Regions from separate parts of the Homo sapiens genome. Here regions 2, 3, 4, 5, 6 and 7 are each linked to region 1. Evidence: chromatin loops called from intact Hi-C (ENCODE). Cell type or tissue: PC-3. All regions are shown on one strand. Region 1 has its middle 96 kb from the start of RDX. Region 2 overlaps LINC02732 (long intergenic non-protein coding RNA 2732). Region 3 overlaps FDX1 (ferredoxin 1). Region 4 has its middle 29 kb from the start of LINC02715. Region 5 holds the start of LOC105369484 (a long non-coding RNA gene). Region 6 holds the start of LOC107984385 (a long non-coding RNA gene). Region 7 holds the start of RDX (radixin).

Evidence for each region. A loop is a pair of places that touch in the nucleus more often than their neighbours do. Peaks named below come from ENCODE experiments on the same cell type or tissue, not always from the same donor. Only the 100,000 strongest peaks of a DNase experiment are listed, where the experiment ranks them.
Region 2: a loop joins it to region 1, with 10 times the contacts of the local background. A loop is called at or near these places in 106 of 110 quality-filtered maps.
Region 3: it touches region 1 in a loop (14-fold over the local background); 91 of 110 quality-filtered maps call a loop at or near these places.
Region 4: it touches region 1 in a loop (16-fold over the local background); 9 of 110 quality-filtered maps call a loop at or near these places.
Region 5: it touches region 1 in a loop (6-fold over the local background); 36 of 110 quality-filtered maps call a loop at or near these places.
Region 6: it touches region 1 in a loop (10-fold over the local background); 106 of 110 quality-filtered maps call a loop at or near these places.
Region 7: it touches region 1 in a loop (3-fold over the local background); 21 of 110 quality-filtered maps call a loop at or near these places.

What each region holds. Positions count from the first base shown.
Region 1 is chr11:110,199,080-110,203,079 of GRCh38, forward strand. It overlaps a transcript of RDX not described here. Among named protein-coding and RNA genes, the nearest start is that of RDX, 96 kb to the right of the region's middle. RefSeq lists a silencer at 1,185-1,479. In PC-3, a CTCF peak has its summit at 2,428 (motif pointing right); DNase peaks (open chromatin) are centred at 1,322 and 2,452; H3K4me3 peaks cover 522 bases; H3K27ac peaks cover 2,426 bases.
Region 2 is chr11:110,365,993-110,369,992 of GRCh38, forward strand. LINC02732 (long intergenic non-protein coding RNA 2732) reads left to right here. Exons shown (of 4, transcript NR_135100.2): 2 at 369-542. Among named protein-coding and RNA genes, the nearest start is that of LINC02732, 13 kb to the left of the region's middle. In PC-3, a CTCF peak has its summit at 1,747 (motif pointing left); no DNase peak of the experiment used is centred here.
Region 3 is chr11:110,432,150-110,436,149 of GRCh38, forward strand. FDX1 (ferredoxin 1) reads left to right here. Exons shown (of 4, transcript NM_004109.5): 2 at 3,685-3,809. Among named protein-coding and RNA genes, the nearest start is that of FDX1, 4.2 kb to the left of the region's middle. In PC-3, CTCF peaks have their summits at 1,787 (motif pointing left), 3,283 (motif pointing right) and 3,482; a DNase peak (open chromatin) is centred at 3,302; H3K4me3 peaks cover 165 bases.
Region 4 is chr11:109,850,946-109,854,945 of GRCh38, forward strand. No RefSeq gene overlaps it. Among named protein-coding and RNA genes, the nearest start is that of LINC02715, 29 kb to the left of the region's middle. In PC-3, a CTCF peak has its summit at 2,432; DNase peaks (open chromatin) are centred at 956 and 2,426.
Region 5 is chr11:109,943,928-109,947,927 of GRCh38, forward strand. LOC105369484 (a long non-coding RNA gene) reads left to right here and starts at 2,602. Exons shown (of 3, transcript XR_948004.2): 1 at 2,602-2,780. RefSeq lists an enhancer at 2,341-2,430. In PC-3, a CTCF peak has its summit at 2,448 (motif pointing right); a DNase peak (open chromatin) is centred at 2,514; H3K4me3 peaks cover 1,260 bases; H3K27ac peaks cover 1,740 bases.
Region 6 is chr11:110,375,313-110,379,312 of GRCh38, forward strand. The region is part of intron 2 of LINC02732 (long intergenic non-protein coding RNA 2732); the gene reads left to right. LOC107984385 (a long non-coding RNA gene) reads right to left here and starts at 2,289. Exons shown (of 2, transcript XR_007062885.1): 1 at 2,191-2,289. In PC-3, CTCF peaks have their summits at 1,601 (motif pointing left) and 1,802; DNase peaks (open chromatin) are centred at 1,549 and 1,909; H3K4me3 peaks cover 1,121 bases; H3K27ac peaks cover 329 bases.
Region 7 is chr11:110,295,442-110,299,441 of GRCh38, forward strand. It overlaps RDX (radixin), which reads right to left and starts at 1,173. Exons shown (of 14, transcript NM_002906.4): 1 at 1,026-1,173. RefSeq lists an enhancer at 270-1,142 and silencers at 356-415, 546-645, 656-705, 756-1,555. In PC-3, no CTCF peak of the experiment used is centred here; DNase peaks (open chromatin) are centred at 1,570, 2,110 and 3,190; H3K4me3 peaks cover 3,084 bases; H3K27ac peaks cover 3,979 bases.

The DNA of each region.
Region 1 (4,000 bases):
GCTGGGATTATAGGCATGAGCTACCGCACCAGGCCTGAATATGGATTTTTTAAAAAGAAGAAAAACCTCCCAGCAGAACAGAAGTGTCATAAGAGAACTTGCACCATAATACTTTCATTCTCAATGCTAGAGAGGGCTCTTTCTAAAGGTAAGAGAATCCCCTAAAGTAGGAGGTCCAATCAGCTCACCAAGATTACAGGTAAAACATCATTTTAATAAATTCTAGCTCACCTCAAAATTATTAAATTGGAGGATGATGTTCTTGATTGGCAAAGAGCCCAAGAGATGCAAACTATTGGGAAAGAACCTGGAAGGGATGGAATCAGAGGCTGTAAAGATAGAGGTTGCTCTTGGTCAGTTCCTTTGACTTGAAATCCACAGGTCCTGTGGATGAACAGGTTCAGATTTTATGAGGTCCCACCAGCATCCTGGCAGTGGAAGGTGTGGCAGGTCTAGTGGGCAGGTGAGCTGGCCCTGGCCACGGCTGCCAGTTGTACTTACCTAGTGAGGGAGGGAGCCTTCTTCCTAAGGGTTACATTTGCTTTATGCTGCTTTGGCAAGAGCGCATCTGGAACAATGCATACAGTTTGGGTCCCCACCTTTCAAAAGAGACATTAAGAGATTAGAAAGCATTTAGCAAAAGAACACAGTAGGAAGCTGAATGGGCAGGCTGACTACTTGCTCAGCACATTGCAACATCAGGGCGCTCTTGTCAGCCTGGATTATGTAGGGCCTGTTATTGTCAAACTGTCTGCCTAATCTTTAACCTCTTTTTTTTTCCAGTCCACCTTTGAAACTCCACGATTAGAATGTGGAAATAAGAATAACTTTAAACCTTCCTTTTAAATAGATGCTAGACTTCAAATAGTGCAGCAACTCTACACAAGCTAACTAGTCTCTTTCAATAATAAGACCTATTATTTAGAATAGTAGGTCTTGTCTTAAAGCCATAAAAATCAGAACTTCATGTCATTCAGTAATGTGTTCTACCAGATTTTATATTTTATGTGAAGTTCTCTTTTGATTAACCGAGGCATTGTTAAAGTTATTTTCAGGTAGCAACCAGACTAATGGATCCAAAATACTTTATAGTGCCTACTCTGAAATCAATAGTTGCTATGTTTTTGAATAAGCAAATTCTCAGTACCTGCCTACTAAAAGACTGGATAGGTTAAGACAAACAAACCATGAAAACTACCTCCTCTGCAGACACGTTGGCATTGCCGGAATTAAAGAGGTCAATTTCAGCCCTACTCTCTCTGGTCTGTCTTCCTCAGCTGACTCACCTGCCATTCTCCGATATATCCCTTAGAGATAAAACAAAGTCAGAATTAACTTGACAAAGAAACTGCTAAACTGGCCAAACGTATCCATGAGTCAGTTCCCTGACTGGGGAGAATACTGGTTACAGTATTTTCTAACCTTGTGGGTAAAACAATTAGAAATGCAGTTACTAGCAATCTCTATCTTACGAATGAGTTATGAACCAAAAGGGCAGCTGTGGTGGGCTGTTTCCCATGGAAACCACGTCATGAAGAGTGATTTTGTTTCTAGGCAGTTTAACCCATAATGAAAAGCTGAGTCTTTGCAGTAAAATACAGTAGAAACTCCAAATTTGTCAAAGATTGTAATAAAGGAACATAGAAACAATGACATTTATTAATGGTTTTATAATTCTTCTTTAATACTTGAGCTTGATGTTAACCTGGCCAGAAATAATTCGATGGTTCAATAGTACCTGAAATTTAAGAACATTTTAAAGGGAATTCTAACTATTTTCAAAGACTTTGAAGGTTAGTCTGGCTGGCACTTTATTGTATGACATGCCATTTCAGGCTGAGTAATTCCAGCACTTTGGGAGGCCGAGGCAGAGATCACCTGAGGTCGGGAGTTCGAAACCAGCCTGACCAACATAGAGAAATCCTGTCTCTACTAAAAATAAGAAAATTAACCGCGCATGGTGGCGCATGCCTGTAATCACAGCTACTCAGGAGGCTGAGGTAGGAGAATCGCTTGAACCTGGGAGTTGGAGGTTACGGTGAGCCAAGATCGGGCCATTACACTCCAGCCTGGGCAAGAAGAGCAAAACTCCCGTCTCAAAAAAAAAAAAAAAAAAAAAGAAATGTCATTTCAAAATGTATAGCTGTAGTTTTTCCATAGTCACTAGTAATATTATTCTCACTGTGATTAACTAGTAGTACTATTTATGTAGATTTAGACTCATAAAGGAGCAGAGAGAGCAAAGGAAGAGAATTATTTTTCATGAAAATAATGAGAAAATTTAGGAGAGCATGAGAAAGGAGGATTTGGGAGTAAAGTTAATAGATGAAAGGCACAAGAGAGGGAATAGAACTGAAGGAGAAAACTGCATGTATGAGTTTCCCTAACAGGGAAAGAAAGGTGAAGAGACGTCAGAAATTTCCAAGCTTTGCCACCAGGTGGCGGCATGAGATTAGATGACAGTATTTTAGCTGAAGGCAGCAGCAACTGAAGGGTAGTGAGGGTGAGATACATAAAAATCACATGAGCTGGATATTCACAACACAGGAGGCTCAGGATTTGTGAAGCGGTAAGCCATGGGTTAGAATATATATCAAGTTATAGCAAGAATATATATTAAATTATGTGTTAGAATATATAATAAGGGACGCAAACCTAGTTGAACTTATTTTTTAAGATGTTGTCTCCCTCTGTCACCCAGGCTGGAGTGCAATGGCGCCGTCTTGGCTCACTGCAACCTCTGCCTCCAGGATTCCAGCGATTCCTGTCTCAGCTTCCCAGGTAGCTGGGATTACAGACACATGCCACCACATCCGGCTAATTTTGTGTGTGTGTGTGTGTGTGTGTGTGTGTGTGTGTGTGTGTGTGTGTGTGTGTTTTCAGTAGAGTTAAGGTTTCCCCATGTTGGCTAGGCTGCTCTCAAACTCCTGACTTAGGTAATCCGCCCGCCTTGGCCTCCCAAAGTTCTGGGATTACAGGTATGAGCCACTGCGCCCGGCCTAGTTTAACACTTTAAAGAATCTATTTATCTAGTACAGGCCATGGCTCACACCTGTAATCCCAGCACTTTGGCAGGCTGAGGCCAGGGGTTGATCACCTGAGGTCAGGAGTTTGAGACCAGCCTGGCCAACATGGGGAAACGCCATCTCTACTAAAAATACAAAAATTACCCGAGCGTGGTGGCCTGCACCTGTAGTCCCAGCTACTCTGGAGGCTGAGACAGGAATCGCTTGAACCCTGGAGGCAGAGGCTGCAGTGAGCCAAGATCATGCCACTCACATTCCAGCCTGGGCAAGAGAGCAAGACTTCATCTAAAAAAAAAAATCTGTCTAGTTTAGTATATTAACATTTTTCTTTTAGACAGGGTTTTGCTCTGTCCTCCAAACTGGAGTGCAGTGACATGATCATGGTTTACTGAAGCCTCAACATCCCAGGCACAAGCAATCCTCCCACCTTAGCCTCTCGAGAAGCTGGGACCACATGTGTGCTTCACTACACCTGGCTAATTTTTCTTTCTTTTTTTTTTTTTTTTTTGGTTGGGGAGGGTGGGACATGAGGTCTCACTATGTTGCCCAGGCTGGTCTTGATCTCCTGGGCTCAAGCAATCCTCCTGGGATTACAAGCATGAGCTGCTGCACTCAGCCAACAGTTTTTTTTTTAAAAGTAAAGACATACAAATGGCAGCAGATATATGAAAAGGTGCTCAACATCATTGAGCATCAGAGAAATGCAAACCAAAACTGCAATGAGATAATCATCTTACCCCAGTTAAGATGGCTTTTATCCTATTAAGACAGGTAATAACAAATGCTGGTGAGGATGTGAAGAAAAGGGAACCTTTGTACACTGTTGGTGAGACTGTAAATTAGTACAACCACTATAGAGAACAGTATGGAGCTACCATATGATCCAGCAACCCCACTACTGTGTATATACCCCCCAAAAAGAAAATCATTATATCAAAAAGATACCTGCACTCCCATATTAACTGCAACACTAC
Region 2 (4,000 bases), 170 kb after region 1:
CACCATTTTCCTGCCTCAGCCTCCCGAGTAGCTGGGACTACAGGCTCCCACCACCAGGCCCGGCTAATTTTTTGTATTTTTTAGTAGAGACAGGGTTTCACCGAGTTGGCCAGGATGATCTCAATCTTCTGACCTCATGATCCACCCGCTTTGGCCTCCCAAAGTGCTGGGATTACAGGCGTGAGCCACCGTGCCCGGCCCCTGTTTCCATTTTTTGGGGTGTACACCCAGAGGGGGAATTGTTGCATCACAGGGCACTGGCATTTAAATTCTCACTCTTCTCATTTGGTGTCTCACACCAGTTTGCATTCCTGTTTGAGCGAATTTGTAAATCACATACCATATTTGTTTTCTTCTCTGTTTCACAGATAAATATGCTGAGGCATGTTTTCAAGGAGGGGAGAGAGATTCCTTTTCCTCAGCCGGGCACAGAGCCAACCTGAAGTGTAGCACTGTGGTGACCTGGCGGGATCTGCTCTCCAGTCACTCCCGAGGGCCCTTCTGGGGACAAGGAGACTTTTCTGTGCGGCCTGTTGATTTGAGTAGGTATAGCCTTTCTGCTAGCCACCAGACACAGCTCTATAAGAATTTACTCTCAACTATCCCATGAATAAGAAAACACTTAGGGAGGCTTTTACCTATCCATGAATAGTTACTTCTGTTCAACAGTCCTACAAATGTTTTCGAATGCCTGAAGTGTGCCAGACATGTACTAGGCAACAGGGTTAGAAAAGTGTGGGAAGCTTGGTCCCTGGCCTGGAGAACTTTAGTTCAGTGGGGAGCTTACAGATATTCCCCCCATACCTTTCAGAGCATGGATGTTTACAAAGTTGTCAAAGAGTATTTTGGTGTGCTTTGGCAATGGTGGATCTAGTGTTGTGGGCCTTCTAAAAATATGAAATGATGAATTCACAATTAGTTATAAGGTTTTGAAAGGGATTAATACAAATGGGTGGGGTGGGGTGGATGGGAGGAAGGTCCTGAAATAGTTTTATTAACTTGGTAGTAAATAATTTCTGGATTTGAGGAGTATTAAAAGGATCCTTCACTCCCAAACCTCTCCCTCGATAGTCATATAATGAGATGCCTAAAGTTTCTGTCATTATTTTCATTCCACAGTTAAGAAATCAAAGGGGTTGGTGATATTAGAAATACTTGAGAGCCAGATAAGACTGAAGCCCATACCACCTTCAATTATCCAGGGCTTAAGAAGCCTTTAATGGGTCAGGATTGCAGAATAAACAAGCTGTTAAAAGATACCATGTTCTGGCAGCTGCCTGTAATCCCAGCTACTTGGGAAGCTGAGGCAGGAGAATCACTTGAACCCAGGAGGTGGAGGTTGCAGTGAGCCGAGATCACGCCACCGCACTCCAGCCCGGGCAATAGCGCAAGACTCTGTCTCAACAAACAAACAAACAAAAACAAACAAACAAACAAAACCATGTTCATGGTAGAAAATTTGGAAAAGCAAAAAGAGCAAAACAAACTCACCTATTAATTGTTCTACTTCCCAGAGACAAACATTGCCAACATGTTGGTGAATATCCTTCCAGTCTGTTTTATATCCCTTGAATTGTAACTTGTTTTCTCTCATTTTCAATAACAATAGTCAGGAACATTTCTGGGCCATGCATTTTATAAATGTAGGTTCTAATATTTAAACATTTTTTTTCCTATGAAAAGGAAAAATAAGACAACCAAATATTATTGTTGAACTGATTCTAAAGGCTAGTCAGGTGGCTATTATAAAAAATAAATATGTAATTACTGCCACCTAAAGGAAAATTGTTAAACATACTGAAAAGATATTTTAAGATTATGTTTGATATATGAAGCTATTAAGGGGGCTAATTTTGTGTTTTTAAAAATTTTTCGTCTTTTAACAGGTTGCTTTTATCCTTCGTTTGAAAAATTATTCATTTGAATCAATAATTACTATATTATTCATGAATAATATTAATAGTGAATATTCATGTATTTATTATATAAGTAATATATTCACTAGCATAAAATTTTTAAGTGACAAAATTATATACAGTGAAGAGTAGGTCCCTGTATTACTTCATTTGTGTTGCTATACAAGAATACCTAAGGCTGGGTAATTTATAAAGAACAGAGGTTTATTTGGTTCATGGTTCTCAGGCTGTACATGAAGCATAGTGCTGGCATCTGCTTCTCGTGAGGCCTCAGGAAGCTTCCACTCATGAAAGAAGGCAAAGAGGGAGCTGGTATGTTACATGGCAAGAGAGAGAGCAGGAGAGAGAGATAGAGAGAGGAGGTGCCAATCTCCTTTAAACAACCAGCTCTCATGTGAATGAACAGAGCGTGAACGGAGCAAGAACTTCCTCATTACCATGAGGATGGCAAGGGGGATCTGCCCCCATGACCCAAACACCTCCCACCAGGTCCCACCTCCAACAGTGGGGAGTTCTCTCTCTCTCTCTCTGTCTCTGTCTCTCTCTCTCTCTCTTTCTTTCTTTCAACAGAGTCTCACTCTGTTGCCCAGGCTGAGTGCAGTGGCGTGATCTGGGCTCACTGCAACCTCAGCTTCCTGGGTTCAAGTGATTCTCCTGCCTCAGTCTCCCTAGTAGCTGGGATTACAGGCACCCGTAGTTCGCCTAGCTGATTTTTGTATTTTTAGTAGAAACAGAGTTTTACCATGTTGGTCAGGCTGGTCTCAAACTCCTGACCTTGTGATCCGCCCGCCTCGGCCTCCCAAAGTGCTGGGATTACAAACGTGAGCCACCGTGCCCGGCCCTGGGGAGCATATTCAACATGAGGTTTGGAGAGGGCAAACATCCAAACTACATCAATTCCCTATCTATCTCTGCCCTCTTAACCATAATTCCCCTCCACAAAGTCGATTGCTACAGGCAGTTTCTTGTGTATTTTTTCAGATAGTCTGTATATACATAAGACTCAATGTTTGTGAATGTGTATGTGTATATTGATACATGCATTAAAATACTCACAGGTGGTAGTATATGGACCCATTAGTCTCCACTTTGTTTCTGTTTGTGTATTTTGTCTTGTTTTATTTTCAGTATCCAGAGATCACGTCAGCATATATTGGGGATGGCTTTAAAACAAATGCGGGCTGGGCGCGGTGGCTTATGTCTGTAATCCCAGCACTTTGGGAGGCCAAGGCAGGTGGATCACTTGAGGTCAGGAGTTTGAGACCACCCTGACCTACATGGTGAAACCCCTTCTCTACTAAAAATACAAAAACTAGCTGGGCATGGTGGCTTGCGCCTGTAGTCCCAGCTACTTGGGAGGCTAAGGCAGGAGAATGGCTTGAACCCAGGAGGCAGAGGTTGCAGTGAGCCGAGATTGTGCCATTGCACTCCAGCCTGGGCAACAGAGCAATGCCTTGTCTCAAAAAAAAAAAAAAAAAATTAAAATAGGCTGGGTACGGTGGCTCACACCTGTAATTCCAGCACTTTCGGAGGCTGAGGCGGGTGGATGAATTGAGGTCAGGAGTTCGAGACCAGCCTGACCAACATGGTGAAACCCTGTCTCTACTAAAAATACAAATATTACCCAGGTGTGGTGGCACGTGCCTATAATCCCAGCTACTCGGGAGGCTGAGGCAGGAGATTTGCTTGAATTCTGGAGGCGGAGGTTGCAGTGAGCTGAGATCACATCTCTGCACTGGGCGACAGAGTGAGACTCCATCTCAAAAACACCCCACAAAAACTGTATTTCATTCAAACATAATCTGTTTTAGAGTCTCCAATTCATAGATATTTAAGTCATCTCTGTTTTTGCTATTTCTTATTCAATGATGGAAATCTTTGTACATAAATTGTTGTACATAAATCTTTGTACATAAATCTTTGCATATGTGTCAAAAATATGTATAGAGTATGATCCTAGGAAGGAAATTGTTGAAGCCTTTGATTTCTTATCCAACTCTAACCCTTCCTATTTCCCTCTCTTCATTTTTCCAATACAGTTATATAAATTGCTTACTTGTCCAGGCGCAGTGGCTCATGCCTGT
Region 3 (4,000 bases), 230 kb after region 1:
TTTGAAGTTTAACAACTCGATAAGCTATCAGTAATTGAGAGTCAGAAAAACTCCTTTTACTCTAAAATACCGTGACACAAGGGGGTTTGCAGTGATTCAGGTAGCAAAGATCTTTCACGTGTATTGTTTCGTATGACTCTTAAGACAATTCTATGAGGTAGGGAGGGTAGATAAATGGGAATAAAAATTTCATATTAAGTAGCTGGCAAAACTAGGACTAGAACTCAAGAAGTTTTTGCGGATTTTAAAAAAATTTTAAATTTCTATTTATTTTTAAAATTTCAGTAGTTTTGGGGGCACAGGTGGTGTTTGGTTAATGGGTTAGTTCTTTAGTGGTGATTTTGGAGGTGTTGGTGTACTCTTCACCTGAGTGCAGTGGTGCCATCATGGCTCACTGCAGCCTACACCTCCCAGGTTCAAGCGATTCTCGTGCCTCAGCCACCCGAATATCTGGGATTACAGGCGCGTGCCACCACACTCGGCTAAGTTTTGTAGTTTTAGTAGAGATGAGATTTCACTATGTTGACCAGCCTGGTCTGGAACCCCTGGCCTCAAGTAATCTGCCTGCTTCAGCCTCCCAAAGTATTGGGATTACAGGCGTGAGTGACCACTCCCAGCATAGGGTCTACATCTTCTGACTCTTAGGTTCCATACTCTTTCAACTTAAGAATTACATTTTTCTTTCGTTTCCGCCTCCTCTCCTCTTCTTTGGTAAACCTGTTAATACTCTTACTTGGCAGTTTTTTGTAGGGCTGTTTACCTTTAATACAGACCAACAGGTTGGGCTTCTTAGCAAAAGGGCTTGGTCTTTAAATAACAGTTATTAATCAGTGTGTGTTGAATTCTACTATGTGTTACGTATTTTGCATACATTGTCAGAACTATAAGATTAATGTTGTCCAATTTTATAGAAGAGGAGGCTGATGTAAGAGATTTCGAATTCCTTTGCTGTAAGCTTAGCTCTAGAGTGCTTCAGAAGAACAGCAACGCTGAAACCTCTGGCTTTCAGTAGTGTGTATAAATGATGGAATTCTTTCTAATGTGCTTCCTGTAGCTTTAGCTACCAGGCATTCGTTGATGTCAAATCTCTAGACTTCTCTGCTGGGCTCAGACCCATACCCATATTGCCATCTGGTGTTTGGACATTCTCATCTGGCTTTTTCATTATTAAATTCAGCAGGTCTAAGCTTCAACTTATTTCTGTCTTCCCCAAAGTTCCTTTGGTTCCTGTCTTAAACCTAGGTTAAATGGTACCACCTAATTGTGTGAGCTGGAAATCCCAATGTTTTTCTTTCCGCTTTTCAGTTTATCTTATGTAGATGGTCACTAAAACCTTTTGGTCTACCTCCTGGATGTCTGTTAAGTCACTGCATTCTCTGTCCCTGATTAGTTTATGCTGTTTTGATAACCTCCAAAGTGGCCTCCCTGCCTCTAGGGTATTTTCATTCTCAGCCATTGTACTTTGAAAAAAATGGCAGTTATTCATGTTGAAAATTATGAATAATATGTGGGAATACTAGTTTTAAAGCATGTTTTGGCTGTGAAAAGAAGTTGGAGAGCGCAGGCCCTTTTGAGGAACATTCTGGTACACACACACACACCCTTTTGATGAGTTTTAATGAATAGAATCCTGTTTTTTTTCCCAGTGTTATAATATTAGGGAGGGCATTATCCCAGTGGGGCTTCAGTTGCCTCATTTGTGAAATGGGATCACTGGACTTGATAACTTTCGAGATAGTTATGGCTCTGAAATTATTTAATTCTGAGTTTTACTTAAAGATTTGTTTGATGGGCTATTGCCATCTACTGGTAGTAATAAGAATAACAACTCATTATTTTAAGTTGAAGAGAATCTTTTCAAGTGTGAGGTAAAAATTAAAATGACCAATGGTGGAGGAATAAGGATCTAGTTTTTAGTATAATGGCTTCTCAAATTTTGGAGGGATGTTTGTGAGAAGTGAAGGAAATTTAAGTCAGCTAGCTGATAGTTAACATACTATCTTAAAAAAACATGTAAGGAGGTATTTATCTTACAGATTCAAACAAATAAACTTTTTCTAGTCCCTTTGATTTGTAAGTATACAATGTGGACTGAAATGAGATGTCAAATACGCAGAAAACTACTAAACAACATCTCTCAGCAGTAGTATTCTATGTAGCACTGGAAAAGCAATCGCCCTATTGATTTTTTTTTTTTTTTTTTTGGAGACAGAGTTTCACTCTGCCACCCGGGCTGGAGTGCAGTGGTTTGATCTCGGCTCACTGCAACCTCTGCCTTCCGGGTTCAAGCGATTCTCCTGCCTCAGCCTCCCGAGTAGCTGGGATTACAGGCATGTACCACCATGCCTAATTTTTGTATTTTTAGTAGAGACGGGGTTTCGCCATGTTGGCCAGGCTGGTCTTGAACTTCTGACCTCAGGTAATCCGCCCGCCTTGGCCTCCCAAAGTGTTGGAATTACAGGCGTGAGTCACCATGCTCGGCCATGATTTGCTTTTTAGAAGCTCACTACAACCCTGGTCTAGTCTTTTATGGACACATTCATGTTTTTCAGAGAGCTGTGTGATGACTTTTTTTGTTTTTTTTTTTTTTTTTTTTTTTGAGACAGGGCCTTGAGCTGTTGCCCAGGTTAGAGTGCAATGGTGTAATCACGGCTCACTGCAGCCCTGAACTTCTGGGATCGGGTGATCCACCTCAGCCCCATGAGTAGCTGGTACTATGGGCAAATACCACCATGCCTTTTATTTTTCATACACCTACAACCATCTCATTTTTATTTTTATTTTTTGTAGCAATAGGGTCTCTCTGTGTTGCTCAGGCTGGTCTCAAACTCCTGGGCTCAAGCAGTCCCCTGCCTCGGCCTCCCAAAGTGCTAGGAGTACAGGTATGAGCCACCACACTTGGCCTTTTCTTTTTTAAATGACAGGGTCTTGCTGTGTTGCCCAGGCTGGAGTGCAGTGGTGCAATCATATCCCATTGCAGCCTCTTCCTCCTCCTGGGCTCAAGGGATCCTCCCGTTTCAGCCTCCCAATTAGCTGGGACTACAGATCACATCACCACACCTGGCTAATTATTTTATTTTTTGTAAAGATGGGATCTTGCCATGTTGCCCAGGCTGGTCTCAAACTTCTGGCGTCAAACAATCTTCCCACTTCAGCTTCTCGAAGTACTGGGGTTACAGGTGCAAGCTACTGCACTGGCTTGTATGAGAGTAAAATAGAGTTCATGAGTGATAATAATTGCCAAATGTTTTATAACTGTGACTATTAGGGAGACATATACTGAGGCCACCAGGTGGCGTTGACCAGGTAGTCATTGCCATTTCCTGTAAGGTAGTAGAGCTTATTACCTGGTAGGTGGGTAGATATATATGCCTTTGATTTCCAAATAAGCTTTGGAAAGAAAAGAAAATACCTTCGGCTAGGCATGGTGGCTCAGGCCTGTAATCTCAGAGTTTTAGGAGGCCAAGTTGAGAAGATGGCTTGAGGCCAGGAATTTGAGACCAGCTTGAGCAACATGGTGGCACCCCGTCACTACAAAAAATAAAAATAAAAAAAATTAGCCAGGCGTGGTGCTGGGCACCTGTATTCCCATCTACTCTGGAGGCCTTATAGGCTTTTAAACCAATTATTTTAAATTATGTTTTGAAATTACTAAAAATACTAAAGGACTGTTTTTTTTTCCAGCTCAGAAGATAAAATAACAGTCCACTTTATAAACCGTGATGGTGAAACATTAACAACCAAAGGAAAAGTTGGTGATTCTCTGCTAGATGTTGTGGTTGAAAATAATCTAGATATTGATGGCTTTGGTGAGTATGAAACATTTCTTAAAATGCATAAGTGAAACTGTTAGGTTTCAAATTTTTATTTTGTGGTTTTTTTTTTTGAAGAAGTTTAACCTATAGCATGCTATGTAAAATATTAACATTCAGGATGTGTTAGTGTTATATTCTTGTTTATAAAGAATAATAGAGTGACACCATTGTTCTGTTCTTTGTAC
Region 4 (4,000 bases), 350 kb before region 1:
ACTTTACAAAGTCCCTTACATGCACTATTATTTATTCCTCACTAAAGCCCCATGAAATAGGCATAAACAGCTTCGTTTTTTTAAATGAAAAAATAATTAGGAAAGATTAACCTGCCATTGCTCTCACAGCTGGCAAATGGCAAACGTGGTTCCTCCGTCACACCATGCCCCGCCTTTCAGTACTATGGAATCATTGACTAATTTATTGAACAATATTTGTTGAATACATGTATCTCAGAGTAGAATCGGAGCTCAAAATGTAGTTGATGATAATTTTGAATTAATTAACTTTTGACATCTTAAAATCATTTTCACATTCAGCTTGAAATTTGTATCTTGCTGGACATCACCAATTTTGTTGTTGTTGTTAAAAGTATCTACTTGAGGTACAGTAAGTGATGAGTTAACATATGCTTTTCTGTGGAAAGAAAGCCTTTGAGATTCTGAACTCAAAGATGAGAAGGGTGCCAGGGAGTAAAACCCACTGGGTTTAAATTTGCATTTTCTCCATACCTTATGCCTAGCACGGAAAGCCCACAATGAGGTATGAAGGATGGGAATAGAAAAGAAAGTGGTGAGACAAATACATTTTTCATTTAGGTCTGCAGAAATCACACACCAAAAGGAGCTCAGTGGTCTTGGGCAAGAGACAACTTATCCAAGCCTCAATCCCCTGACCTGTTTAAAAAAAAAAAAAAAAGAAAATCACTCTCAGCTGTTTCTTTCTCTTGGGATTGCAGTGAGGAGTAAATAAAATAATGTCTATAAAAGCATTTCTAAACTGATAGGTATTACAAATAGAAGACATTACATACTAATATAAGGTATTGACATTTGCATTTTTGTTAAGTATTTTCACTGACTTGGCTTTAAATCATTTCCTTAACTGGCCTATTACTTTTGGGTGCTGGTCCCACTCAGCTTTTTTTGCTGAAATGAGGAGTGTGTGTGATGATTAATTTTATGAATCAACTCAACTGGGCTAAGGGAGTGTTGGCTAAACAATATTTATGGGTGTGTCTTTGAAGATATTTCTGGAAGAGATGAGCATTTGAATAGGCAGACTGAGTAAAGATCACTCTCACCAATGTTAATGGGCATCATCCAATCCACTGAAGTCCTGAATAGAACCAAAAGGTGAATAAAGGATGAATTTATTTTATCTGAAACATGAAAGCTCCTGGTTCCCAGGCCTGTGAACCTGAGACTTACACCAGCAGCCTGGCCTGGTTCCCAGGCATTTGAACTCCACCTGAATTACATCACCAGCTTTCATGGTGGTCCAGCTTGCAGACAGCAGATCGTGGGACTTCTCAGCTTCCATAATTGTATGAGTCCATTTCTACAATAAAGCTCCTCTAATTTCTACAATGGGGATATAAATGAAGCAGTGAGAAGGATGAGGATGTGGGGCCAGTTCTATCAGGTTCACATCTTAATAGCAATGTGATCCTAGGCAAGTTGCTTAAATACCTATTTCCCCCTCTGTGAATTGGGGAAATAACACCGCTTTTTCAAAAGCATGTTATCTATCTAAAGCACCTAGCCAAATTTAGCGCTCAGGATATTTGCCAATTGTTAGTTTCTTTCTCATAACTATCCAATAAATCAAGTAATTTTTTAAACCTACTGTGGCTTAATTCTTAGTACTCTCTTTCCCAGACAAAGGATAAAGAGTTCTAAAACATATCTAAATTTGTTTATTATGTGATCTTAAATAACTAATGTGATTTTTTTTAAATATTGCATGCTATTTTCAACTCTAGCTTTTATACCAAAAGAGGCCATGGGTGATTCTGAAACACAGAAATCCTCATCTCTACTTCTAAACCAAGAGGCTGATAATATGTTAATCCATGCTTTTATCAGGGATTAGAAGAAAACGAGTCACAAAAACTGCAAAGACTGATATATACTAAGTCCAGTAAAAATTGAAGTGTAATAAATACTGTTATATTTTTGTTACATGAATCATGTATGGGAACTGTCTGTATCCATGAAAAATTTTGAAATTTCTCTCTAATATATTCCTCCCACAACAACCCCCTCCCCTCAAATTGATGTCAATAACATTCCAGATGAAGTTTATCCTTTTATTAAATACACATCAGCAAATAAAGAAATACTTTTTGAGAAGTGCAACAACAACACCCCTTAAATGAAATAGCACTGATGCTTTTCAATGTTCCCAATAGTACATGCATTAAAACAGTATAGCTCTCTATAGGGAAGAAATACATCTTAAGTAATTCACTGCAATAAGAAAATGTAACTTCAGCAAACTACATATTTTATGGTCATCATTGTTTTGGGGATTTTTTTCTCTGTTTCCTATAATTAGCTGGGTGATTTTCTAGCTGATGTAATAAGCATGATTCTATTCAAGTTGCCCTTGTAAATTTACCGTAATTCCATTACCTCCCATCAGGCGGAGACATAGCTCTAGAAACCAGAAAGTTAAACAGCAAAGACATCTTAAAGTACTTCTTTTAGTTGCTTCCTATATGAATAGTTACTATACTCAGTTATGGATATTTGTCTCCTCAAGAAGAGCAATGAAATGTACATTCACAGAAAGACAAAATCTGGCAATACATGTGTCTGGAAGACGCTCAGGTCATTCGGTCACCACTTCAGTGACTTAACACAACTTTCTGTATCTTGGGGTCTTCATTTTTATCATTCTCGCCTGCCAAGGCTCAAAATATTGCTGCTTATAGAATGGTGGTGTCTCCTTAGAGAAAATATAGCATGTAAATAAATGCCCATTCTTTATTCCCTTATCTATCTACCTTTTTTTAGAGTCAAAACAAATTCTGTTCCCATAAAATCTTCCTTAATTACATTCACCACATTTTGCTTTCTCCTGATTTTGGTGTTTTATTAATTTCTCAAAGAACTGAAAATAGAACTGCCATTTTATCCAGCAATCCCACTACTGGGTATCTACCCAAAGGGAAAATAAATAATTATATAAAATTCTACCTGCATTCATATGTTTATCACAGCACTATTCACAACAGTAAAGTCATGGAATCAACCTAAAAGTCCATCACTGGATGATTGCATTAAAAAAATGTGATAAATCATGGACTACTACTTAGCCATAAAAAAAAAAATCATGACTTTTGTGGCAACATGGGTGGAACTAGAGGCCATTATCTTACGTAAAATAACTCAGAAACAGAAAGTCAAACACCACATGTTTTCCTTTATAAGTGGGGGCTAAATAATGTGTACACCTAACATACAGAGTAGAATAATAGACACTGGAAACTCTAAAAGGTGGGAAATTCAGTGGCGGGTGAGGGATGAAAAATTACCTACGGGGTACAAGGTATACCTATTTAGGTGATGATTATACTAAAAGCCCAGACTTTACCACTACATAATGCACCATGTAACAAAATTGCACTTATACCCCCTAAATCTATAAAAAGAAAAATAAAATAAATAAAAAATAAATGCTTTGTTGTCCTTTCAACAACTTTTACAGTATCTTCATAGGAACGGAGGATGCAGTGAGCCAAGATCACACCACTGCACTCCAGCCTGGGCAACAAGAGTGAAACTCCTTCTCAAAAAAAAAAAAAAAAGAAGAAAGAAAGAAGCCACGTTCTTTGTACATCCATAAGAAGCAACTCTTCATTCATTGAAGTTGTATCATGAGATTGCAGCAATTCAGTCACATCTTCAGGCTCCACTTCTACTTCTAGCTTTCTTGCTATTCGCACCACTTTTGCTGTTACTTCCTCCACTGAAATCTTGAAGCCCTCAAACTCATCCATGAGGATTGGAGTCAACTTCTGCCTAACTCCTGTTAATGTGCATTTTTGACCTTCTTCCATAAACCATGAATGTCCTTAATGTCATCTAGAATGATGAATCCTTTCCAGAAGATTTTCAGTCTACTTTGCCCAGATCCATGAGATGAATTGCTATCTAAGGCAGCTCTAGCCTCATGAAATATATTGCTTAAATAATAAGACTTGAAAGTCAA
Region 5 (4,000 bases), 260 kb before region 1:
GCTAAAAGTAATAAATATCCAAACTTAATTAGCAATAAGTAGTTTATCTAAATATCCAGCTAGAAAGAAGATGGAAAAGTGTAATAATTCTTGCAAGAGAAGGAAGGAAGGAAGGAAGAAAGGAAGGAAGGAAGGAAAGGAAAGAAGGAAAGAAGGAAAGGGAGATGAGGGAGAGGGAGGAAGAAGGAAAAATATCTTCATCTAATTAGGAAAAAAATAAACCTGGGTAGCTTCTATGTTCTTAGATTAGAGAAAGAAAATGGAAGTAAAGAAATTAGCGTTATTTGAATCTCTATTGTGTGCCAGATACTCAGCTAAGTTTTTGGATTTTTTTAAATTTGATCTATAGCTATTTCTATCTTCTCTCTGATGTAAGGATACCTTAGAGAACTAGAAATCAGAGAGAAGAAAAGGGAAATGATTAAGTTGATATCAGAACCTACAGAAGTCTTACCACTTACCAAACCAGAATCCTCAAAGTTGTGGATAATTTTCTAGAGATTTTTGACACCAAAGTAAACTTTAAATGTGTGATAAAACATTATTTAGTTAATTAATCATATACTTAAGCTTTGAAGTTAATGGTAAGTACAGCCTATACATTTTTCTTAACTGTTTAATTCTTTAAAAGATTGTCTTTGCTAGTAACTTTTAAGGCCTAATTATTTTAATCGAGTTTTGAAAAATATTAAAAGTTAAAAAGAATTGCAGAGGAATATCAAAGGAAAACAGTAGGTTATAGAAGACTATGTATTCATTAAAAGCTTGATAATTCTTGCCTCTGCCTGGTAGGATATTAGGTAATTAAAATTTATTTGATTTGCATATCTGTGTTTTACAATAACTATATAATGCTTTGGTAAATAAAAATCATAATTTAAAAAAACAAGTGGCATGGAGAGAAAACAGAGAGAAAAAAATGGTGCCCAGCTTTATTCCTTCCATGGTATAGGGTTTTAATAAAAAGACTGAATAAAACTGCAAAAAATTCCTGAGACAAAACACACAGGGCAGCGCAGGAGAACAGGAAAGAAGAAAATACAGAAAAATAGACCCAAATGTTTCAATAAACTGTCCCGCCACACTAAAAAATGGGCAGCAGCAGAGGTTGCCACATGCATCTACAGGCAAAGAGGAGGAACAACGATTGGGATTATTCTAACCAGATTTTTCATGAAACCTTCTGTTGTAGCTGGCCTAAGTGGAACAAATGTGTCTGTGCCTTTGTTTCAGAGTATTTGTACTCCCTAATTTTTATAGCTCTTTCCACATCTTTACGTGCAATAACTCCACTGATGATGTCATACTGGTCTTCCTCAGTTTCTACAAATATAGCCAGCTCTTTCTCACAACATGGCATTTGCACATGCCATTCCATCTGGAACAATCCATTCTCCCATCCTCTTCAATGTTTCTCCACAGCAAGTTCCCAGTCAAACCCAGGTCTCAACTAACATGTCACCTCCTCTGAGATTTTGCTGATCACCCTACTCCCCGACCTGAAGTAATTGAAGTAATGCAGTCACACCACTATACACACTCCACCACCCTCAACTTTGCTTCCCTAACTTAACTCCTGCATCATTGCCTTCAAAACCCTTAGCACAATTTGCAATGACTTTGTTTGTTTGTTTCTGTCTTCCTCATTGGAATGCAAAGCCCATGAAGTCAAGAACACATTTGTCATCACAGTTGTGCTTCCAGTAGACATATGGTTGGCACTCAACAAATATTTGGGAAATAAATGAATGGTCTCATAGTAACCTAGCGCAGTACACAGAGCACGAATTATTATCCCCATTTCATAGGTAAGAAAATCTCAGAGGTGCTTCAAGGACTTGCCCCAAAACACACAATCAGGAACATAACCTCGGTCTTTTTACTCAAGTTCAAGATTTGAGTCAGCCTTCTAGCTAGGTGACACTGGGCACTTTACATAACCTCCATGTTTCTGTTTCTCCATCTGAAAAACAAGAAATAAAATAGAAACCTACTTCATGGTTGTTACGAGGATTAAACAAGGCTTAGAATGTATTTCCATTGGGAAATACTTAATTTCACAGAAAAATGTTAACAGTCTGATACTAGATCACAGATCTTGATGGAGGCAATAGGTTTGTATTCATAATATATATAGGATGGGCTGCACTCAGGAGAATCGAGAAGTTTTGTGGCACAGGGAAGTTTTTTTAATAATGAAAGTGAGGCTGAGATGTCAAAGGCAAATGAGTACCTCACAATTTTGCATCTGGGTGGCTGTCTACCAATCATAACCTAGGTCCCGTCTTGGAGCCCATGGAAGTTGGCTTGTTTTACAAATCTTGAAAATTCACCTATGAACATCAGAGGTTGCTAGTTATGGCCTGAACTAAGAAAAGGGTCTATTTTCTTGAGCCTTAATTTGTGGAATTACAAGACATGCTTTTGCTTCATTCGGTAGCGCAGGCTCCGACCACTAGAGGGAACTGCTCCATCAGTTGTATGAGACTCCAGGCTTCCGCATTCCTCTGGCTGTGACTGTGGAGTATTGTTTCGTAGCAATTTCCTCAGAAACGTAATTGGTCATTGACCCAATCATCTCTCCTTCATGACTTGCAAAATATACTCTCCTGGCCTCAGAGTTGTAAGGATGGAAACAAACACTTCTGTTTCTGAACCAGAGTGGGTTCTCAGAGTCTTGGCTTTCTTTCTGCAGCCTGTCTGCCTCCTAAGCAGCTGAGATTGTTTCCCCACTACAGATGAGTGATAAGCTGACTGCACCCTCACGGATAATTCTATCAGTAAGTAGGTCAGAAGGATAACCCCCTTCCCCTCTCTCCCCAAAATATTCATTTCCAAAATACTCACTGAGTGCTGGATTACATAAAATAGGAGCCTGGGGAGGGTATCATCCCAGTCACTTACCATTGGGTCAAGCGGCTGCTTGGACCCTGTGCCAACTAAGACCCTAATCTCAAGTACGTGCAGAGTAGGAAGTAATTTATGAAACTGGCATCCCCAAAGAGTAAGGAAGAGCAAAAGTGAATAAAATTTATTTAGAACAATTAAAATGTTCCGACTGGCTTGTGTGAGCAGTTTGTACTCTCAGGAATTCTCTGCTTTCTTCAGTTCTTCAAAGCTCTGTCCACAAACTTAGAAGAATAAACCAATATTATGGGGGAGAGAGGAGGAGACTTTAAAACACCTACAGATCATGGAAGAGAAAGAGTATCTACCTCTCCTGGAAGTTGCTTTTATTATTATTATTATTATACTTTAAGTTTTAGGGTACATGTGCACAATGTGCAGGTTAGTTACATATGCATACATGTGCCATGCTGGTGTGCTGCACCCATTAACTCGTCATTTAGCATTAGGTATATCTCCTAATGCTATCCCTCCCTCCTCCTCCCACCCCACAACAGGCCCCAGAGTGTGATGTTCCCCTTCCTGTGTCCATGTGTTCTCATTGTTCAATTCCCATCTATGAGTGAGAACATGCGGTGTTTGGTTTTTTGTCCTTGTGATAGTTTACTGAGAATGATGATTTCCAATTTCATCCATGTCCCTACAAAGGACATGAACTCATCATTTTTTATGGCATAGTATTCCATGGTGTATATGTGCCACATTTTCTTAATCCAGTCTATCATTGTTGGACATTTGGGTTGGTTCCAAGTCTTTGCTATTGTGAATAGTGCTGCAATAAACATATGTGTGCGTGTGTCTTTATAGCCGCATGATTTATAGTCCTTTGGGTATATACCCAGTAATGGGATGGCTGGGTCAAATGGTATTTCTAGTTCTAGATCCCTGAGGAATCGCCACACTGACTTCCACAATGGTTGAACTAGTTTACAGTCCCACCAACAGTGTAAAAGTGTTTCTGTTTCTCCAGATCCTCTCCAGCACCTGTTGTTTCCTGACTTTTTAATGATTGCCATTCTAACTGGTGTGAGATGGTATCTCATTGTGGTTTTGATTTGCATTTCTCTGATGGCCAGTGATGGTGAGCATTTTT
Region 6 (4,000 bases), 180 kb after region 1:
ACTCCCTTGTCCTTTTAATTGTACTTTAAACTCACTTGGCCAAACTCCAACCCTGGTTAAATCCAGCTCTCTGCCCTACTCCATGTCTTTGCCCATTGAGTATGGTGGAAGAATAGCCCACAATCTCATTGGCTGGTTCTATGGTCTGAATGTTGGTATGCTTTCCAAAATCATAGGCTGAAACTTAATCCTCAATGTCATAGCATGGAGGTGGAGACTTTGGGGGAAGTGATTAAGTCATGAAGACTGCCTTCATAAATGGGATAATGTAAAGGAGATTAAAAGGAGGCTGTTTGCTCCCTTCTACCATGTGAGAATGCAGCAAGAGGTACCATCTCTGTGCAATGAGCCCTTACCAGACATTGAACCTGCTGGCACTTTATCTTGGACTTCCCAGCCTCCAGAACTGTGAGCAATACATTTCTGTTGTTTATAAATTACCCAGTGTAAGATACTTTGTTATAGCAGCACAAATGGACTAAGACTAAGGACCTCAGTTCCACTTTAAATTCGCCGAGGTCGTTATGCTACCAAGCAATCTTATGAGATTCCCCTGTTCCCTCTCTCTTCTACTCTCCCTACTCCAGGTTCATGAAGAGAGGGGTTGGAGTATCATGATCTCTACTCCCCCTCCACCAGGTAGATAAGAGAGGGGCAGCTCTGTGAACCCAAGCTTGCCTAGCCCCAGCTCCCCTTCCTGCCACTCTCTCTACTCAGATCCTGGTCATTCCATTCTTCAAAGCTCAGCTATTCTCTCTCTTGAAAAGTGCCCTTTTTCCATCAAACACATAAAACCTGTTCAAAGAACTAAGGCAGCAGGTGATTCTTGGCATCCAACAGGAGCTTACAACAAAGGGTGGGAGTATGTAAGACAGGATCCTTTTTTTATCAGTTGCCCCACTAACCTTGGGCAAATCACAAATTTCCATCTCTGAGATGTGCTCTGATGATGATGTGTGGGAGAGCATTTTAAAAAGTAGTAGAGCGCTAAGCACATCCACAAACTATAATCCAATTCAATAAATTATATCACATCTTGATAATCAAATGTTGCAGAAATTTTAATTACTCCATGTATTATTGTAATAATTACTCTATGTATTATTAATTACTCCATGTATAATTAATAAGTCATGGGTATTTAGGGAATTACAAGCCTTTTAAATGTATTTTTTCCTCTTTCCCTCAAATACATACACACCATAAAATCACAGCCTTATGGCTTTAATTTTAATATACTTGTTAACCTTTTATTTCTAATCCAATGAGTATCACAAATCCACCTCCAACCCACCTTAATTCCTAAAGTTTTGTATGTTTGCAAAAACAAACTCTTGGCATTCGGATTAAAATCAAATCTGTTGTTCTTTCCATGGCACATTGCTTTGTCCTGCTGGTTACTTTATTAGTTCATTTCAGGGTCCTTCCGCTGGGAGTTCTCACTCAGACTGGCTGGGGAGAACTCTGGCAGGCTGCCTAATGGACTCTTAGGGTGTGGAATCCACAGTGAATTCCCCGTTCAAATCTTCCTCTGAGAAATTTTGATACTTGCCAGACTGTTTCCTTTCTACTAGGGCTCCATCTACTGGACAAAAATGACCAGTAGTGCCTGCGCTTCTCCATTATGGCTTTGAAATTTTCAAATTAGGTGGAAATCTAATACACCTTCTCTTTGTTAAAAGAAACACTTTAGACAAATTAAATTTAACAGTGTTTGAGCAGAGAATGATACAATAGTTGGGCTGCCCCCAGAACCAGAACAGGTTCAGAGCAAACCCGGGGCTACTACGTGGTTGAATAACATTTATGGAGAAAGGAAAGTGACGGACTAAAGACAGAAGTGAGGTACAGAAACAGCTGGATTGGTGACAGCTGGGTGTTTGCCTTATACAAACAGTTGGCCACCTGTGATTGGCTGAAACTCAGCTGCTGTGATTGGCTGAGCCTCAGCTGCTTGTCACAAGAGCAGGTCATAGTCTGTTTGCACATTCAGTTAGGTTACAGTTCACTATGTATGGAGAAACCTTTAGGCTGAACTTAAAATATGTAAGGAAGTAGCTTTAGGCTAAACTTAATTTAACATTTAAATTTAATTTTACACATTAAAATTATTGTCCTAGGTTGTTCATGCTGTTGCAACAAAATACCGTAAACTGGGTAGCTAATACACAACAGAAACTTATTTCTCACAGTTTTGAAGTCTGAGAAGTCCAAGATCAAGGTGCCAGCAGATCTGGTGTCTGGTGAGAGCCAGCTTTCTCATAGAGCATGACTTCTTGCTGTGTCCTCACTTGGTGGAAGGGGCAGAGGCCCTTTTAAAAGGGCACTTAGTTGATTCATAGGACTCTGCCCTCATGCCCTAGGCCTCCAAAGGCCTGCTTTCTAAATACCATCCTCACCTTGGGGGTTAGAATTTCAACATACGAATTAGCGGGGGACACAAACATTCAGACCACAGCAATTATACTTAATTCTGCCTTTTCAAGGTCTCTGCTCTATTCCTGGACACAAAGAGTTTAAATGTTTTTTGGTCCTACCTCCTGGATACATTTTCTTTTCTTTTTTTGAGACAAGTTCTCACTCTGTTGGCCAGGCTGGTGTGCAATGGTGTGATCTTGACTTACTGTGACCTCTGCCTCCCAGGCTCAAGTGATCCTCCCACTTCAGCCTCCCAGTAGCTGCAACTACTGCCACCATGCCTGGATAATTTTTATATTTTTTTTTCTAGAGATAGGGCTTAGCAATGTTGCCCAGGCTGGTCTTAAACTCTTGGCCGCAAGCAATCTGCCCACTTGGACCAAAGTGCTGGGATAACAGGTGTGAGCCACCACGCCTGGCCCTGGACACATTTTGCTTTTTGGAGGAAAGTTCTAGTGTCCTTTAATAGTAATTAATTATTTGGACTAAAGACTTTTGGAAGCTACAGACTTTCATTCATGTTACAGGTCCTAAATTGCTGTTTTCAGTGTGCAAAGGTTGCCTTTCTGAAGAACCTTCCATTAATAATTTTTACTTCTGTTAGGATCACATGGACTGACTTGAGTCTTGGGTTTTTTTTTTTTTTTTTTTTTTTTGAGACAGTCTCGCTTTGTTGCCCAGGTTGGAGTGCAACGATGCGATCTCAGCTCACTACAACCTCTACCTCCTGGGTTCAAGCGATTCTCCTGCCTCAGCCTCCTGAGTAGCTGGGACTACAGGTGCGCACCACCACGCCCTGTAGTTTTTTTTTTTTTTTTTTTTTTGTATTTTTTAGTAGAGTCGGGGTTTCACCATGTTAACCAAGATGGTCTCGATCTCTTGACCTCGTGATCAGCCCGCCTTGGCCTCCAAAGTGCTGGGTGGTTCTAAGTGAACACATTTCTTATATAGTTTTCCAGGCCCTTTACCCTCCTTCTCTCAGGGAAATCTGGTCCAAGATATTATCTGCAAATTTCTTTTGTTTTTTTTTTTTTTGAGACAGAGTCTCACTCTGTCACCCAGGCTGGAGTGCAGTGGTGTGATCTCGGCTCACTGCAACCTCTTCCTCCCAGGTTCAAGAGATTCTCCTATCTCAGACTCCTGAGTAAGTGGGACTACAGGCAAGTATCACTGTGCCTGGCTAATTTTTGTATTTTTAGTAGAGACAGGGTTTCACCATGTTGGTCAGGCTGGTCTTGAATTCCTGACCTCAGGTGATCCACCCGCCTCAGCCTCCCAAAGTGCCGGGATTACAGATGTGAGCCACTGCGCCCGGCCTATCTATAACTTTCTAACAGTTGGAATTGCATTTTTGGCTGTTTCACTTTACTTCTACGCTCAGGTTTGATGAAAGAAATAATGTATACAGTGGTCCATTTCCAAGACAAAGTGCCTTGAATCGGCTTCAGTCAGCAAACTACAGAAGAAACAGGATATACCAGGCCCCTGCTTGGATACCCTGTCCCCTCCCACCACCTTAGTTGCCCTCACCTGAACCAAAGAAGTTTAAGATGAAAGTTTACCAGCCTGCAAAATAGCTCAC
Region 7 (4,000 bases), 96 kb after region 1:
AAGAATGCCATCGAGTTCCTCAGCAACGTGTCTTCCACCAAAATCTCAAATGTATTTTAAAATATATTTTTATGAAGTTGACTTTTAACACATTTCCAACCTAGTAACTACTCTTTAAGGAAAAAAAAAAACCACCAAATATTGGGAATGTCTGAAGAAACATGACATCTGTCTAGGAAGTGATGTAGTCTGTTTAAACTGAAAAAAAAAAAAAAACAAAAATGCACTGCCCCCTTTCAAAGTTAGTCCGGGAATTGAGTTTAGAATCCTTTAAAGGAAAAGAGGGATATCATGTACTGAACTTGTCTGGTGGGGTCTGAGACACTAAAACTGAGCGGCCTCAAGGGCCCGAGAAAGTTACAGGGCTCCGAGAGCTGCAACAGCAGCAGGTAGAGCTGCGGCCGGGAACCGCGGCCCTGGCCTGGCGGGTGCGAGCGGCGGGAGCGACTGGCGCCCCAAAGCCTGTCATGCAACATCCCCTTTGCCACTGGGGCGGAACGCACGCTCTCTAGTAATTTAACACCCCTCCTTTCAAACTGGAGGCCGGGGAACAAGTTCTAATAAATGTAAAATCGAATTCTACCTACGCTGAATATCTGGATTTTCAAACAACCCTTGGGACCATGCCAGCCCGGGCCCGGGGCCCAGTCCAGGCAGCGGGAGCCCACCGTCCCCAGGGCGCTGGGGGTCCGACACCGGCGCTGAAGGCAGACTCCGCGCCCCGAGGAAAGGAGAATCCCGCGGCGGCGAAGGTCGACTTTGGCCCGGCCAGGCACGTTCGGGCCGCGGCTCAGCCACGACTCGGGCAGGGCCTCGCGGCCCCTACCAGCCCCGGGAGGAGCCTGGCCGGCCGGGCCGTTACCACAGTGGCGCCTCGGCCAGCTGGGCGCGAGCGGAGGCGCGCCAAGCCCTGGCGGCGGCGCCACGGCCGGGCAGCACGGGCCCCGCAACTTCGCGCCGCCACCTTAGCGTCTCCGGAGGAACCGGGAGCGGGGAGTGGGGGAAGGGAGGGCGCCGCGCCTTACCCGGAGAGCGGGCGGCTTCTGCCCGCCGGCGTGTGGCTGGGGCGCTGCGCGGCGGCGCGGCTGCGACAGGGAGGGAGAAGCGGTGGTGCGAGCGCTGGCCCGCGGGAGACGAGAGGCGCCGCCGCCACCGCAGACAGCTCCGCAATATGGCCGCTCGGCGCCTCCGCGGGAAAAGGCGGGGCTGCCCGGCGCCCCCCCGCCTCCCCCTGCCGGCCGGCCGTCCTCGCGCCGCGGACTGAGCGCCAACGCCGCCGCTGGGGGCCGCCCCCGCCCCGCCCCTCCCGCAGGCTCGCAGCCGCAGGCCTGGCTCCGGGCGTGGCCGGGGGTCGCGGTCTGGGGCCGGCCAACGCGAGGTGGGTGGCTGCGGGCTCGGGAGCGCCCAGGGAAATAGGGCGAATGCGCCGGAGGGTCGAGCCCTTCCAGAGAGCGCTGGGCTCCAGCTAAACCTGCGGTCGAGGGAAGCGGAGCCGCCCAGCCCAAAGCTCGGAGTGTGCCCGCCGCCTCCCCAACGAGTGGAAACTTGAAACTCCCGCTGGTGCCAGCAAACTCACTGAGGGCGTTGCCGTCGCCCCCAGAGGAGGAATTCTTCCCAGAGGGAGCCGGGGACCAAATGAAGCGTGAGACTTGGCTGTTAGGTTTGAAGATCCTGGACTGGGAAGGAGAAAAGGGCCTACCTGAGCGGAATTTAGATTTGCAACAAAGAACGTTTACATTATTTTGGCAGGTTTTAGCCAACTAGAAAAACTTAATTTTTCAGCGACAATTTTCAAACTTCACCAAAACCTCAATGGATAAGACCCCAAATCAGGAGTGCAAATTTTAATCCAAGCAAGGATGTGTGATAATTTTTTATTACCAACGACATGCTTTGGCAGTTGGAAGGAGTTGGTTAGCAAGAAAAAGTTGGAAGTAGGGCCCCAAAGAGCCGCCAAACCTACATAATTCTAGATTTAGAGAAAGTTAGGCATTCGATCTTAAGACTAAGTCTAGCCCACTCACTTTAGTTAGTGGCTGGGATGAGACAGGAAGCTCCTGACTTCTGGATCAGTCTTCTGTCATCTAATCCATGCTGAGTCCCCTCAGTATTGTCTGCTGGGATGATTCAGGGAGCAAAACTTGCTATGAGTATACAAACAGCAAGCGCACAAAATCAGATTCGCCTGGCTTGCCCTGTTTGCAATACTTTTTTTAGCTTATCTTTTGTGAACAAACTTTAGATTCAAATAACAAAACGCCTGAGTATACTTACTTTTATAGGACAAATAACTCCTATACTTCCTGCCTTAGCATTTACCTTAGGTGAGACAGTAGCTTTTCCAGGAAATATCTGCAAATCACTTTCACTAGCCTGCCTCTTCAGTGAGTTTCCACTATTGCCCTTTGAGACCTCTCCGAACAATTAAAAGCCCCCAAGAGACTCAAGGGTTAAACTCAAGGGCCTTTAGATAGCAAATTCCTCAAGGATGGGAACCAGGTGTGTGACTTGCGACCAAATAGGTTCTTGTGGTTCTTAGGGACCACCAAAAGATCACTCCTTACCTCTCCCTAGGGTGCAAGAATTATCCTGGTTATTGTTCAGCCTACCACATCAGGTTGCAGGCATAGTCAAAGTATTACGTAATACTTCCCATGAAGTAGGTAAGAAAAAAAAGTATTATGTAAATTCCTACATAGTACACTAATCAAATGAAATTATATAACACACTTTTGCAACTGAAAGTGAAGGATTCACTGTTGTTGGTCAGGTGCCAGACACTGGTGTGAAATTCTTTTACATGACTGTCTCTTTTAATGGTTACAAAAACCCTCTGGGATAAATACTATTATTGACCCTTTAAAAAAAATCGATGAATAAGACAGCTTAAAAAGAGGTAAGTAATTTCCCCAATGTAACAAAACTAGGAAGTGGCAGAGCAGTGACCAAACCCAAATATATGTTTGACTCCAAAAGCCTTGATTTTATCCTATCTTCTGCAACAGCAAACAGACCAAAAATTGCAACATTTTAGTTGGGTATCCTATTAGTAAATATTTAAGTGAAAGATAACAGTCAAGGCTGGTGAGATAAAAAGGGTACTCTCAGACATGGTGAGTGGGAGTGTAAACTGAAATAATCTCTTTATAAAGCTATTTGGCACTGTGATTCAACCCCTAAGAACTTTCATGGCAGGGCATGGTGGCTCATGCCTGTAATCCCCGCACTTCCTGGGAGGCTGAGGCGGGCAGAGCATGAGGTCAGGAGACCGAGACTATCCTGGCCAACATGGTGAAACCCCGTCTCTACTGAAAATACAAACCTCAGCTGGGTGTGGTGGCACACGCCTGTAATCCCAGCTACTTGGGAGGCTGAGGCAGGAGAATGACTTGAACCCGGGAGGCAGAGATTGCAGTGAGCCGAGATCATGCCACTGCACTTCAGCCTGGCAACAGAGCGAGACTCCCTCTCAAAAAAAAACAAAGCAAAAAAACAAAAAGAATGTTCATAACTGGCCAGTGCTGAAGCTCACACCAGTAATCCCAACACTTTGGGAGGCTGGGGCGGGAAGGTCGCTTGAGCCCAGGATTTTCAAGACCAGCCTGATCAAAATAGTGAAACCCCATCGCTACAAAAAAAATTATAAAAATTAGCCAGGCATGGTGGCATGTCTGTAGTCCTAGCTATTCAGGAGGCTGAAGAGTCAGAAGAATCCCTTGAGCCCAGGAATTTGAGGCTGCAGTGAGCTGTGATTGTCAAAGGCGTTGACCACAGAGTGACTCCATCTTGAATAGGGGCTGGGTAAAATAAGGCTTAGACCTGCTGGGCTGCATTCCCAGGAGGTTTGGCATTGTAAGTCACAGGATGAGATAGGAGGTCAGCACAAGATACAGGTCATAAAGACCTTGCTGATAAAACAAGTTGCAGTAAAGAAGCCAGCCAAAATCTACCAAAACCAAGATGGCAATGATGGTGATCTCTGGTCATCCTCACTGCTCAT